3 separate regions of the Homo sapiens genome follow, and all the other regions are linked to region 3. A link is a contact called in ENCODE Hi-C or POLR2A ChIA-PET data. All regions are on one chromosome and are shown on one strand. Each heading gives the region's core, a stretch centred on a gene start or an enhancer-like site at or near the end of the contact. The rest is flanking DNA. Distances are from core to core; before and after follow the strand shown.

The links. A loop is a pair of places that touch in the nucleus more often than their neighbours do. ChIA-PET counts read pairs that join two places held with the same protein, here RNA polymerase II (POLR2A). Pooled maps may share reads with other maps.
Region 1: a loop to region 3 is called in a pooled map, with 4 times the contacts of the local background. The contact joins the promoter of NADSYN1 here to the promoter of FCHSD2 in region 3. A Hi-C loop is called at or near these places in 2 of 37 single-sample maps with no recorded cell type and 4 of 50 pooled maps.
Region 2: a loop to region 3 is called in a map with no recorded cell type, with 9 times the contacts of the local background. The contact joins the promoter of XNDC1N here to the promoter of FCHSD2 in region 3. A Hi-C loop is called at or near these places in 1 of 37 single-sample maps with no recorded cell type and 5 of 50 pooled maps. POLR2A ChIA-PET finds 5 or more read pairs at or near these places in 3 of 52 experiments (BJ, HEK293 and naive thymus-derived CD8-positive, alpha-beta T cell).

What each region holds. Positions count from the first base shown.
Region 1 is chr11:71,451,628-71,456,014 of GRCh38, forward strand. NADSYN1 (NAD synthetase 1) reads left to right here and starts at 1,576. Exons shown (of 21, transcript NM_018161.5): 1 at 1,576-1,754; 2 at 3,483-3,543. The coding sequence starts at 1,670. DHCR7-DT (DHCR7 divergent transcript) reads left to right here. Exons shown (of 2, transcript NR_186309.1): 2 at 63-530. RefSeq lists enhancers at 245-294, 415-494, 1,732-2,233, 2,234-2,733 and a silencer at 1,305-1,674.
Region 2 is chr11:71,927,131-71,931,252 of GRCh38, forward strand. XNDC1N (XRCC1 N-terminal domain containing 1, N-terminal like) reads right to left here and starts at 1,464. Exons shown (of 6, transcript NM_001375847.2): 1 at 1,235-1,464. It overlaps RNF121 (ring finger protein 121), which reads left to right and starts at 1,916. Exons shown (of 9, transcript NM_018320.5): 1 at 1,916-1,994. The coding sequence starts at 1,932. XNDC1N-ZNF705EP-ALG1L9P (XNDC1N-ZNF705EP-ALG1L9P readthrough) reads right to left here and starts at 1,464. Exons shown (of 11, transcript NR_172895.1): 1 at 1,235-1,464. RefSeq lists an enhancer at 1,297-1,606.
Region 3 is chr11:73,140,103-73,144,606 of GRCh38, forward strand. FCHSD2 (FCH and double SH3 domains 2) reads right to left here and starts at 2,216. Exons shown (of 20, transcript NM_014824.3): 1 at 1,755-2,216; 2 at 1-26. The coding sequence starts at 1,775. RefSeq lists enhancers at 192-813, 814-1,435, 935-1,164, 3,035-3,144, 3,225-3,364 and 1 more and silencers at 1,345-1,484, 1,885-2,264, 2,425-2,804.

The DNA.
Region 1 (4,387 bases), core at 326-2,825, 1.7 Mb before region 3:
TAGGGAATATTAAAACAATTGCAGCTCCACTAGGTGCCAACTAACTGACTCTGTTTCACCAGCCATAGCAGCTGTGATTGGACAAGAGACTGATTTCAGTGACTTTCTCCTAATAAGAGACCACCGACCAGCTGACCATGCCGACCAGCTGACCCGTTAATAGAGAGAGATGATGCACCTGCATGCCTTTGTGTCCTGAAAAGACGTTTTGCCATAAAGGCCCTAATTGTAAGATGTGTAAATGTTAAGTCTCCACCCCAAAGTGAACATGGGTCATATATTACATGCTTTGCTCAATAAGAGGGCATGTGTCAGGACCACCTTCATGAATATTCATAGCTCCTCCTGTTACCTGTTGAATATGTATGTTTAGCCAATCCCTTCAGCATAGCGCTCCTGCCCCAACCCCTCCTCCTTGGACGTGCCTGTCTCTGGCCTTGGCTGGAGACAGATTCCCAGCCTCAGACAGATGGCCGCCACCTTGCAGGCTACGACCGTTTACAAGAAATAAAGCCTTCTCTTTTTCCAAATTTGTGAATTGTGTGTTTTTAAACTAACATGAATGACAGAAGGAAGGATGGCCTCTTCAAGCAACGATGATGAGGCAGTTATTTATATGGGGGAAAAATGGATTCTACCGTGGGTGGACTAAAGAGGAAATGTGAAAAAATAAAAAGTGAGAAACCGCTGGTAGTGAATCGGTGCAAGCGCCCTGGAGAAGAGACTTGGCAATATTTAGTAAAGTCAAACAGCACGAACCCTACTACTCTGCAAAGCTGCTGCAGGAACTGGCGGAACGAGGTCACGAAGGAAACCTTGCCGGAAAGGAAATTGCAGCAGTGCCTGTGTGCGTGCGTCTGTTGGCAAAACGCTGCTAATAACGTCAATGCCCATCCGCTATTGAATAAACCTGCTTTACTGCCACTATGGAATACCAAACTGCAGAAAAATAATTAAAAGAACGTATCTCATATTACAGGGGAAAAAATCAAGTTGCAGAAGCACATTCAAGTGCAGTTCCTGTAGTTTCAGAAAAGGCAAACAGTGCGCTACCTGAGCTACTTACACACGTGGTACAGGAGTGAAAGGGGCAGGAGAGGGTTCCCAAGAATTCAGCGCCATCCGCCCAGGGTGGCGGGATTCCCAGCACGGAGAATCGATTGCTATCGTCTGCTGTCCCGCGGGCACGATGGAGCGCTCCTACCGTACTCTCCACTTTTGGTGTATTTGGAACGTTTCATGCCGTATTAAAATAAAACATGGCTAAGCTGGATGTGGGGTGGCGGTGTGGGATAAAATAGAGGGGTGCTGCAGCTGGGCGGTGAGCCCCCTGCACCTGTGCACCTGAACGGGTTTGCCCGCAAGGGCCGGGCCGGGGCCGGGGCCTGGGACGTGGGTGGAGCCGGGGCGGGGGCGGGGCCCTTCGCGGTGCCGTGAACGCTGAGGCCACCTCGCTGCGCAGGCGCGGTCGTGAGCTCCTCAGACGGGGCGGGGCGATCCGTAGGCAGGGCCTGACGCCGCAGTCCTCCTTGGCCGGAGCCTCAACGGATGGGCGGGGAGGGGGCGGGGCCGGGCAACCCGGAAGGTCCGGCGTCCCAGCCGCCTACCTCGCTGGGACCCTGGTCTTGCTGTCCCCCGCTGGCCTCCTGCCCAAGCGACTGCGGCCAGGATGGGCCGGAAGGTGACCGTGGCCACCTGCGCACTCAACCAGTGGGCCCTGGACTTCGAGGGCAATTTGCAAAGAATTTTAAAGAGTGAGTCTGGGGCGGCGGGGGCACCGGTTTGGGGTGGCGCACGGGCACCGTGGCTGGGCCCAGGCTTGCCCGTGGCGTGCTCACAGCCTTGCCCTGGGAAACTCTCGGCCCTGGGCATGGGATCAGGTGAGATAATGGGCAATGACCCCGCCAGTGGTACGTGCTCAGGTCCTCGTCGGGAAGTGAGTGTTTATAGTTCCCGGGGACGAGCGATATACAAGGCACGGTTAAGAAAAGTCTGGCGGCTTAGGCGGGAGGCCTGGGGATGGACCCGTGTTCTGATATCTCTGGGGTCCCGTGGTTGGGACTGAGCTGCCCATTCTCGGAGATATCTAAGTTGAACAGAATGGCTGCGCACTGGCGGGGATGGTGTGCAGAGGCCAGAGATTGATGGTCTCTGGTCCCCGTGGGCCTTCCTGGTGGGAGAAGGCGTCCCAGAAAGGGAAGTAGAAAAAGACGCCTGTCATCCCAGCATTTTGGGGGGGCCGGAGGGGGTGGAAGTCACCTGAGGTCAGGAGTTCAAGACCAGCCTGGCCATCATGGTGAAACACCGTCTCTACTAAAAATACAAAAATCAGCCGGGCGTGGTGGCCTCGAAGATAGGGTGTGGTTGTTGAAAGGTCACCATCTAATTTTCGTTCATATGGACGCACCGTGGAGGATGAAAAGTTAAACTATTACACCTGCACCTAAATGGGCAAGCCTGCAGGTGTAGTCAGGTTGCAGCTTGTCTTGCACTGGTCTGCTGACTGCAAGAGCCTTTGCCAGGAACAATAGAAACAGAATGTTTCAAGAGATGGCATCTAATCAGTATGTGCCCTGGATTATTATTATGATTATTATTATTTGACATGGACTGTCACTCTGTTGCCCTGGCTGGAGTGCAGTGGTGTCATCTTGGCTCACTGCAGTCTCTGCCTCCTGGGCTCAAGCGATTCTCCTGCCTCAGCCTCCTGAGTAGCTGGGATTACAGGCGTCTGCCACCATGCATGGCCAATTTCTGTATTTTTAGTAGAGACAAGGTTTCACCATGGTGGCCATGCTGGCCTCGAACTCCTGACCTCAAGTGATCCACCTGCCTTGGCCTCCCAAAGTGCTGGGATTCCAGGCATGAGCCACCGCAGCCAGTGGTTTTTTATTTTTATTTTTTAAATATCAACCTGCTTTCACCTCATTTGCTCAGAGCAAATCTAGTTGAACTGAAGAAGGCTTGGCCAAAACTAAGTTTCCACTCTGCCAGCCTCTCCTCCCTAGGTGCTTGTTGGAAGCTGCTGCCCAAGACCAGTAAGCCGATGGTGCCTGACAGTGGCACCACTGCTGGATCGTAATCCTCTAAGTCCTTTTTCCTCTAGATGGTGTTGGGCATTTCCTTGTTAATAAACTACCAGGGTCTGACTTCTTCCTCTTCCTCCGCCTCCTCCATGGTGCTAAGGGTCAGACCTGCAAGCCCTCCCTGTTTCTCATTTCCTGCAGATATAAGCAGGTATATGCAAGTATAAGCAGGTGCAGGCGTACTCGTGTATACAGGTGTATACAGGTGTATGCTGCCCTCTGCTGCCATGCTGTCAACAGGAAGCCTGACTGCATCCCGTCTGGGAAGGCACAGAGCATTTTTGTTTGTTGTTTGTTTTTTTTTTTATCCTACCTACTGCAGCAGGTTGTTTCATCTGTCTTTGAGTGTATAGGTGCTGAAATTGCTCCATTTTCTTTTTCTCTCTGTACTTACAGGTATTGAAATTGCCAAAAACAGAGGAGCAAGATACAGGCTTGGACCAGAGCTGGAAATATGGTGAGAACAGACACAGACACCCTGGGGTCGTCAGCTAGCGATACCAGCATCAGTTTTCCCCAGCTGAGAAGGCAAGGAAGGAGCAGGGACAGTCCTGAGAGCTGTGGACACGCCACACCCACTGTTGGGCCTGGTTAATGCCATTGAACACCTGAGCAAGGGCAGGCCCAGGGAGGCTGAATAAGTCTAGATTCCCATGTTGAGTAATTAAAAGAACTGACTTTTACCAGATGAAGGCCAGTTTCAAAGTTGGGCTGCTTCTGTGTTACCACTGCCCTTTTGCTGTGGTCTGAATGTTTGCGTCCCCACAAAATTCATATGTTGAAACCTAACCCCCAGATGATGGAATTAAGAGATGAGGCCTTTGGCAGGTGATTGGGTCATGAGGGCATGAGAGTGGAGCCTGCATGAATGGGATTAGTGCTCTTACAAGAGAGGCCCAAAGGAGCTTGTTGGCCCCTTCTACCATGTGAGGACACAGAGAAGGAGACAACCAGTCCTTACCAGATACCAAATCTGCCAGCACCTTGATCGTGGGCTTCCCAGCCTCCAGAACTGTGAGCAATACATTTCTGCTGTTTATTAATTACCCAGTCCAAGGTGTTTTGTTATAGCAGGCTGAAGGACCAAGACATATTCCCAGGTTTTCATTCCGTGATCTCAGAATCTTTCCACAAGCAAGCATAGGTTATCGTTTCTTATATGCCTTTTTGTAAAAATCAGGAAAACTGATTGCTTATTTCCCTTCTTGTCCCTTCAAAAACAAAAACAAAAATGAAAACAAAACAATGAGTAGCCACGTTGTAAGTCTCTTGTAAGCGATAGTCCTTTCTCATTTTGGATG
Region 2 (4,122 bases), core at 214-2,713, 1.2 Mb before region 3:
CCAGGTACTCACAAGGTTGAGGTGGGAGAATTGCTTGAGCCTGGGAGATGAGACTACAGTGAGCAGTTATCACGCCACTGCACTCCAGCCTGGGCGACAGAGCCGGACCCTGTATCACTCAGGCTGGGCACAGTGGTTCACACCTGTAATCCCAGCACTTTGGGAGGCCGAGGCGGGTGGATCACTTAAGGTCAGGAGTTCGAGACCATGGCCATGACCCCATCTCTGCTAAAAATATGAAATTTCCCCAGGCGTGGTGGCGCGTACGTAGTCCCAGCTATTTGGGAGGCTGAGACATGAGAATCGTTTGAACCCAGTAGGCGGAGGCTGCAGTGAGCCCAGATTGAACCAGTGCATTCCAGCCTTGGTAACACAGCGAGACACCGTTTCAAAGAAAAAAAAAAAGCACTCAGATTAAAAAACAAAATGAAACACAATACAATACTATATAGTCATGGCTACATATAATTATTAAAAATGGACTGGGAGAACACAAGCTAATTCTAATTCATAATAGTTGCTTCTGGAGAGGATGAGAGGGTAATAGGCTTGAGAGTAGAAAAAACAGGTAAGTTTAACTTTTATTGTATTATCTAGCTTTTAAAAAATAAGCAAATAAATCATAATGCCAGTAGTCAATTTAGGGTGATGGGTGTACAGTATTTACAATATTCTCCGTATTAAGTGTCACAAAATAAAAATGATTATTTTTAAGTAAATGGGATGCCTGTGGATGATGTAGATAATTCCCTGTAATTTTCTGTTGGTCCCAATGTAAAGCTGACTTTTCTAGACGTTCTGTGGGCTCACAGGCCATCCTAGTTCCATTCACCAGACAGATCCAGGCGGACGCCCAGAGGCGTGTGAGCTGGGGCTACAGGCTTGCAAGGTATCGAGTTCACCGGCTGCTGAAAAATCAGTTATGAAGGTATACGTAGGGGTGGGACAGTGAATGGTGTATAAAAAGGAGGGTAAGGCAGAAGCTGGGGCCGCAGGATGTGGGTTAGAAAAGTGTGCCGAGGTGTGTGAACTGGCATGACAGCCTAAGTAAGACGCGGAATGTGGGTGCCCTGGAGGTCCCGCAAGGCTCTTCAGCTCTCAGTTTCGGGAGCTCAAGCCGCACCGCTGCTTTCACAGCTCATCGGGAACAGGCTGCTCAGTTCATTTCCTTGATGGCCACCCTCCTCCCTCTCGGCCACTCCCCTCCCCATCAACAAATCCCAACGCCCCTCACCCGGGACCGTGGACCTCGAGGAGCCACCGTTGCCTCGGATCTCGGACCACCAAACCTATTCTCCCGCCAATTCGGCCTTCTGACCTTCGCCTTCTGACCCCGAGAGCTACTCTTCCGTCTTCCGTAGCACAGGAATGCGTTCTGGGGCTTCAAGAAGCTGCTGTTTTTGAAAATGAGTCCTACCGAGGCAAGATGGCAGGTGCTGCAGCCAGGAAAATACATTTCCGTGTGTTTTAATATTTATTTTCACTCACTACAACTCTTTCGTGGAGGGAGCGGAATTTAAACTTCCGGGTCAGCCTCAGTGCAGCTTGGGAAACGTAGTTCCTAGTCCCCACGTCTCGCTCCTTGGAGCCCAGACTGAGGGAGCGTCGCGAAAGTTGCCCGTTTTGGAACGCTCCCATTTGGCTCTCCAAAGGGAAGAATTGGTTAAATAGTTGCACTGAAAATAATGCGATTCAAATTTCTCATTTTCCAAGAACGCTCCCTTGCTGAAGCTTGCAAGGGCACGGTACTCCCCTCTCCTTGACCCTGAAACGTGCAGCAAGTAGATAACCTCCTGATCCCTGACAGTCTCCGCCTGTGTTGATGCCCCGCCCCCTCTGCTGGAGTCCGAGCCGCCGATTGGCTAGGAGCACTTGAGCAGCGGAAGCAGCTGGCTCGCGCGGGGACTGCGGTGAGGGGGCGAGCCGTGAAGATGGCGGCAGTGGTGGAGGTGGAGGTTGGAGGTGGTGCTGCTGGGGAACGGGAGCTGGATGAGGTAAGCGGAGTTGAGAGACGAGGAGAGACTCAACCTGAGACTGAGGGGAGGGGCAGTGAGGTATCGGGAGGTGGGGGTCTTAGGAGAGAAGGGAAAGATCCTGAGAGGGAAGGAGCTGACTAGGGGGCGGGTGCGTGGAGAGCGAAGTCAGAGGCACTCCTGACTTGGGGACTCCGAGGCGGCCTTGGGAGTAGAAGACTTGCATTAGCCTCAAGGGTGAAGATGGAGGACAGAGAGAGAGGTCGGAGGGGTGGGGGTGTTAAGATTTTGTGATTACTAGCTGGGTGTCTTAGGGTAGGACCGAAGGGCTAAGAGGTAGTTTGAGTTGGAGGGACGTGAATTTCTTCAGGGGAAGGCTGGGCTTCTACTGTGGGAGAGGACTCTGTCTAAGCCTAGGGTGGGGGTTGGGGACACAGACCGGGAAAGAGTGCTAATCCACTAGTAGTATAGCTTTGAGTTATCTTAAAGTTGGAACTGTTTTATTTATCGTTCCATTCTAAGACTTTGTATCTAATGCATGCTCAGTAAAGTTTTGGCCAACGAATGAAGGAACAAGTGGATGAATAAATGATTGTATGCCGGAATTCATGCATTTATTCACTTAATAAACATTATGACTTTTGCTCCGGGTTCTGGGCCAGGTGCTAGGGAGACAAGGGGCCCCTCCGTTGAAGAGCCCACAGTCTAGTGGTGGGAGACAGACAAGAAGACTAGTCATTGCATTAGAGATATAATGGTGGCACTGAGAAGTGTGCAACATTTCAGCTTGGGATAGGGAAGGCTTCCCGGAGTTGCTGAGTTTTAAACGATAAATAAGTGTCTCTCTCTTCTTCTGGATTTATGAGTTCCTTGAAGGTGAGCTCCTTGAGATTGTATGTTCCCTTTACCTATCTAATAGGCATTTAAAGACTGGTGTATTAAAATACCAGTGGTCCTTGAAGGAATCACTAGGAGGAAGGAGATGTTGAGTGTGAAAGGAATGAAGGGACAGGGCAGAGAAGCAGAGACAGAGGTGAAAAGATTCTGAAGCCATGGAGACATTGATAGCTAGTGGTGTTTGTGATCTTGCACATGCCAGCATATGGGCAAAGACATCACAGGAATAGGAGGAAGGGGATTGGTTGTCAGAGATAGAACCAGTGAGATCTCTGAGGGGTCAGAATCTTAGAGGCCCCTTGCTGTGTGTTGGGTGTGGGAAGAGTGGGGAGGATTGGGGATGATTGAAGATGAGGTTCAGAGAAAGGGAGAAGTGGACTTGGGAAGCAATAAGACTGTTGCCTGGTAGTGGGATGAGTTGGAGGAGTTGGATTACCTGATTGGGATCATTAAGGTGGGAGGAAGGGACTGAGAAATTGACAGGTGATCACAGCAGGGGGATTTTTAAAGAAGTGTTGTAGTCTTCTACCTCCCAATCACTAGAGACTACAGGTGTTTGGATACCAGTTGGTTGGTTAGGTGGAGTGGTTGTGGAAATGACCTCCAAGACCCCTTCTAGCTTTTACATTTCTGTGATTACAGTTGGCTGTGGTTCAGTGAGATATATTTGAAGACACTTTGGAAAGGGTAAATACTGTATTGAAGTTCTTATTTAAGGTTTGTTAGTCATGGGCTCTCCCTTGAGACAATTACGTATATCTCAAAGCTGTAGTTACATATGTCAGGGTTCATTGAGATAAACAGCAGAAGTTTTGGCAGAGGAGAAAATAACATTTTCTTTTTTTATTTGAGATGGAGTTTCGCTCTTATTGCCCAGGCTGGAGTGCAGTATTGCAATCTCAGCTCACCACAACCTCTGCCTTCTGGGTTCAAACAATTCTCCTGCCTCAGCCTCCTGAGTAGCTGGGATTACAGGCATGCACCACCACGCCCGGCTGATTTTTTGTATTTTTAGTAGAGACAGGGTTTTTCCATGTTGGTCAGGCTGGCCTCGAACTCCTGACCTCAGGTGAGCCGCCGATCTTGTCCTCCCAAATGTGCTGGGATTACAGGTGTGAGTCACCGCGCCCGGCTAAGAAAATAACATTTTCATTAAGACATGTTTGATTTTTGTTTCTTAGCTTTTCTTTATTGCTTGAAGGACTTGAGAGCGTCTAGTAGTATAATAGACTTTACAGAGTATCATGCATAG
Region 3 (4,504 bases), core at 966-3,465:
TTTTTCAGTTCTTGTGTAACTTTCACCTAAAATATACCATATATTTATGAAGGTCTTTTTACAAATTTAACCCAAAAAAATTGCTTCAGGAAAATACATCTGTCAGAATATGTCTCTTGCTCGCCTCTCCCCTGAAGGCCATAAATCCAATATTCGCCATCTAGTTTTATTTATTGAAGATACTTATTTAATGAAAAATTAAAGCCAAATAGCCTGAACAGAGGTTAAATGAAAATACACGACTATAAATATTACAAACTAAAGACGTGCAAAATAAACTGCCAGTCATTCCATTTCATGCACAAGCTCAATCCACGTCTAGGTCTTCCTACAGTTTTAAAAGAGCCTGTCTTCTATTTCTAAAAAAGATTCAAAGACATTAACCACCAGGAGAGGTGAGCAGAGTGTGGATGGGGGCTGGGAGCCTAAGAGTGCCTGATACCCAATGACCAATATTTACACAATCATGATAATATGCCTGAATCGACTACATAAATTACTCCATAATGGCTGCGAAAAAGCACACTGTCTCAGAATGATGCCCTCGACTTGCTGACAGCGCATCAAATCACAATCTCTTTCTCACAAAGGAGAAAGCAAAAGTGACCTTCCAGCATATGCAGTGCTTTTAAACTACCCCGGGAAGCCGATCCCCGTGGAGGCTCCACTTCAAACAGCGGAGAACAGCAAATGCCTGCTGGCCAGAGAGCCTCGCCCGCCAGGCCGGGGCCCCAGGGTTCGAAGTTAACGGTCAGTCTGGAATCTCGGCCTCAGCAGTGGGACCACCCGGAGGGGTGGGGGTACATGTTCGAAAGAAAAGGACTCACTTAAATGGAGAAACCCGGATTAGGAAAGAGAGAAAGCAGCGGCAGCAGACACGGGTGAGTTAGGCGTTAGGCAAATGTTTGCCCACGAGGGGAGGACAGAACGGCCTCATCCACCCAGTGCCCAGAGTAGACATTCAGTATCCATCTGTAGGATTAAAAAGACAAGGACACAGCCTCGGCCCCTGGGAAAGCTGGGGAAGGGCGCAGCGGGGAGACTGATGACAAGCCGGGTGCATCCGTCACTCCCACCCTGGTCATCCAACCCCGGATCGCAGTGCACACCCCACGCACCTCCCGGGCCCGGTCCTCGCTTTTCTGAAGACAGCACGACAGCCTCCTCGCCCCTCAGCCGGGGACGAGGCAGGACCCGTCAATCCTTAATTTGTTTTCCCTTGGGGTGGGGAGGCGGTGACTATTCCAACTTCTTTTCGGCCGCCCCGTGGGAAAAGCAGGCCAAACCCTAAGGCTAGGCTAGAAACAAATCCCCCGCAAATTTGCAAACGGGCGGGGCTGGCGACAAGCGGCTGGAGGGCTCAAAGCTGGTGCAGACTAAACAATCACACACGCACAAGGCTCTGCAAAGCTGCAGGGGCGTCCCCGCCTCCCCCTCGGTGCAGCCCCGAGAATGCACTTTGCAGCGGGCAGCATTGCCATGCGCGCGCACACACACAAATGCACACCCGAAACTCTTGTGAAATGTCTGGGGGTCTCCTGCGTTAGAGGACGGACGAGCCCCGGCGGCCCCTCTGTCGGAAAGGCAACTCACACGCGCGCCCCCCACCTGGAGCCGGCGGCAAGTCGGTGACAAGCCCAAGACGAGGGCGGTCACGGCCCCTTGCGGGAGGGGGAAGGGGCGCAGCGGTCGCCCCAGCCGCGTTCCGCGTACGCATCTCTCCGAACCCCAAAGCCCCCCAGCTGCGCCCTTACCTTCCTCGGCGGCGGCTGCATGATGCTGAAGGGACATCAATCCTCCCCGACGGCAGCGTTAGCAAGGACCAGGAGGAGGAGGAGGGCCGGAGAGGAGGGGACGGCCCAGCGAGCGCGCGCGTGTGTGAAAGGAGCGCTTAAGAAGCAAGACTTGCCCCGGAGGGAGCAGGCCAGCGGGCGGCAGGCGGACCCCAGCCAGAGAGCGAGTGTGAGGAGACGAGGGAGGAGCACCGGGAAGGCTTGGGGCCCGGGCGGCCCGGGCGGCCCGGGGGTGTGTGAGGAAGGAGGCGGAGACGGCGAGGGGGCGGGGGCCCCAGGAGCAGGGGCGCGAGGGTCTCAGCCGGCCGGGCGGCGGGTTAGCCGCAGCCGCGTTGTCCGCGCTCCCGGTCGGCCGCCTGCGCCGCCGCTCCCGGCGGACGCAGCGGCCCCCACCCCACCCACTCAGGCGGCCCGGCCCTCGCTGGGCCTAACGCCCCCGCCCGCCCGGGAGGAGGAAGGTGGCGCCGCTCTCCCCGCTAGGGCTCCACCACTCAGGCCGCGGGAATTTCCGGCCTCGCCGCGCGGCGCAGCGCCCCGCTCCGGATGCTGAGGGAACCGCTCTGTCCAGAGCGGGGTTCGAGGGGCCGGTCCGGGCTGCCAGGAGGGAGCTAGGCCACGGCACGGGGCTTCGTACCGCGGCAGGGGAAGGGGGAAGCTAACGGATTGGTCGGTGGGTGGGAGGTGTAGAAACGCCAGCGCCACGCGAAAATCCCCCCTTTCTCTCCGAGAGTGGCACGTTCCAGACGCCTCCTGCCCTCCCTCCCCCACGCTGGGAGCCAGCCGGGGGCTTCCCGCGCGCTTTCCCGCCAGCTCGCCCCGGCGCGCGCGTCTCCGCTCGGGGGCGCGCACGTGGGCGGGAGAGGGCTCCGCGCCGACGCACGCGCACAGGCCGCCCCCGCCTCCTGCCTGCCTTTGCGTGTGTGTGTGTGTGTGTGTGTGTGTGTGTGTGTGTGTGTGTGTGTGTGTGTGTGTGTGTCGGGGGGCGCGGGGGACGACGCTCGCAGGGAAACGTTTGCAGTGGGGAGGGGGGCGCAGCATGCCTGTGGGATACGAGAATTCCGGCGTTTTCTTCCTCTCAGCCCCTCAACACCCTACTCTCCCTACCAGCTAGATGTGCGCGAGAGAGGCGAGCAAGGACAAGTCGCTTTGCGGCTGGCCGCAGGTGCCAGGCCATTGCGATTGTAGGGCGGAAAGGCAGTTGCTCTGCAAAGGAAACGGCGGCACTCTACTGCAGGGCATTCAAGTCAAACATCACTGACTCCGCTGAGAGGGAGCCAAGAGAACGTTAAGGCCGAGGCCCCCGTTTCACAGACGGGGAGGCAAGTGCCCATAGAGGGAAGCCTTTCTAAAGGTTACACAGCAGGACTAGAATCTGCGTCAGGAAGTGTTCTATGGGTTATTTTAAAAAAGAAACAGGTGCAGGATAATAAGCACGAGGAAAAGTAGAAGAGGCAGGAGAGGCCATAGAGGAAGCCCTTGTCTGGGAGTCAGGATCTCTGGGTGCCAGTCCACTTTGCCTGCTCCTTAACAGGCTAGGTGAGCTCGGCTTCCTTATCTGCCAGTGAGGGTGCTTATCTAAGCAGTGCACCCCACCACCACACATGAACCTTCCTGCTCTGTTCAGACCATCTACGGGGGAGTTTATCGACCTCCCTTGGGGTCCTCAGAAGAGGAATACCTCTTCCCCATGCCCAGGGAGGTTTTTTTTTTTTTTTTGAGTCACGGGGCTGTGTGGAGGCTGAGCTGGATTACTCCACCGTTTTTTCAGAAGTTGAGATCCCAGACAGCTGTTCTCAGAAGTGCAGTCAGGCCTAAGAGGAAGGTGAATGAGGCCTGGATAGACGAGTAACTTCCCAGATGACCACATGACCAGAAATTGAAAAGGTGGAACTTCAACCCAGGTTGTTTACATTGAGTTAGACTAGATTCTTGTACAGAAAAGTGACAGAGCTGTGTTTTGAATAAGATTAATCTAGAGCTGTGTATGAACTAGGAGACTAGTCTTGCTTTTTCTGGCTTCAAAAGTTAGCCCTTCACCAGAATCCTTAATCAAATCAGGGAAGGCCTGGGGCAAGGGGACAGGTGGATGGAGGCCCAGGGCCCTGACAGCTGCGGGGTGGCAGCTAGAGCCCAGGCCATAGGTAGCGTAGGCTGGGCTCCAGTCTCAGCTCCACCACCAATTTATTGTGAAGCGTTGAGCTAGTCAATTCACTTATTTCAGCCTTGTTTCCTCACTTGTAAAATGGAGGTATAATGCTAGCCTCATAGGCTTACTGTATTAAATAGAATTTCTCCTACCACAGGGCCTGGCATGTAGTGCTTAATAAGTGCTTATTGAGGCCAGGCGCGGTGGCTCACGCCTGTAATCCCAGCACTTTGGGAGGCCGAGGTGGCCAGATCACAAGGTCAAGAGATCGAGGCCATCCTGGCTAACACGGTGAAACCCCGTCTCTACTAAAAATACAAAAAATTAGCCAGACGTGATGGCGGGTGCCTGTAGTCCCAGCTACTCAGGAGGCTGAGGCAGGAGAATAGCGTGAACCCGGGAGGTGGAGCTTGCAGTGAGCAGAGATGGCACCACTGCACTCCAGCCTGGGGGACAGAACGAAACTCCGTCTCAAAAAAAAATAAAAAATAAAAAATAAAATAAGTGCTTATTGATTCATCATTCATTCAAAAAATACTTGCTAAAGTCCTGCTTTGTTCCAAGC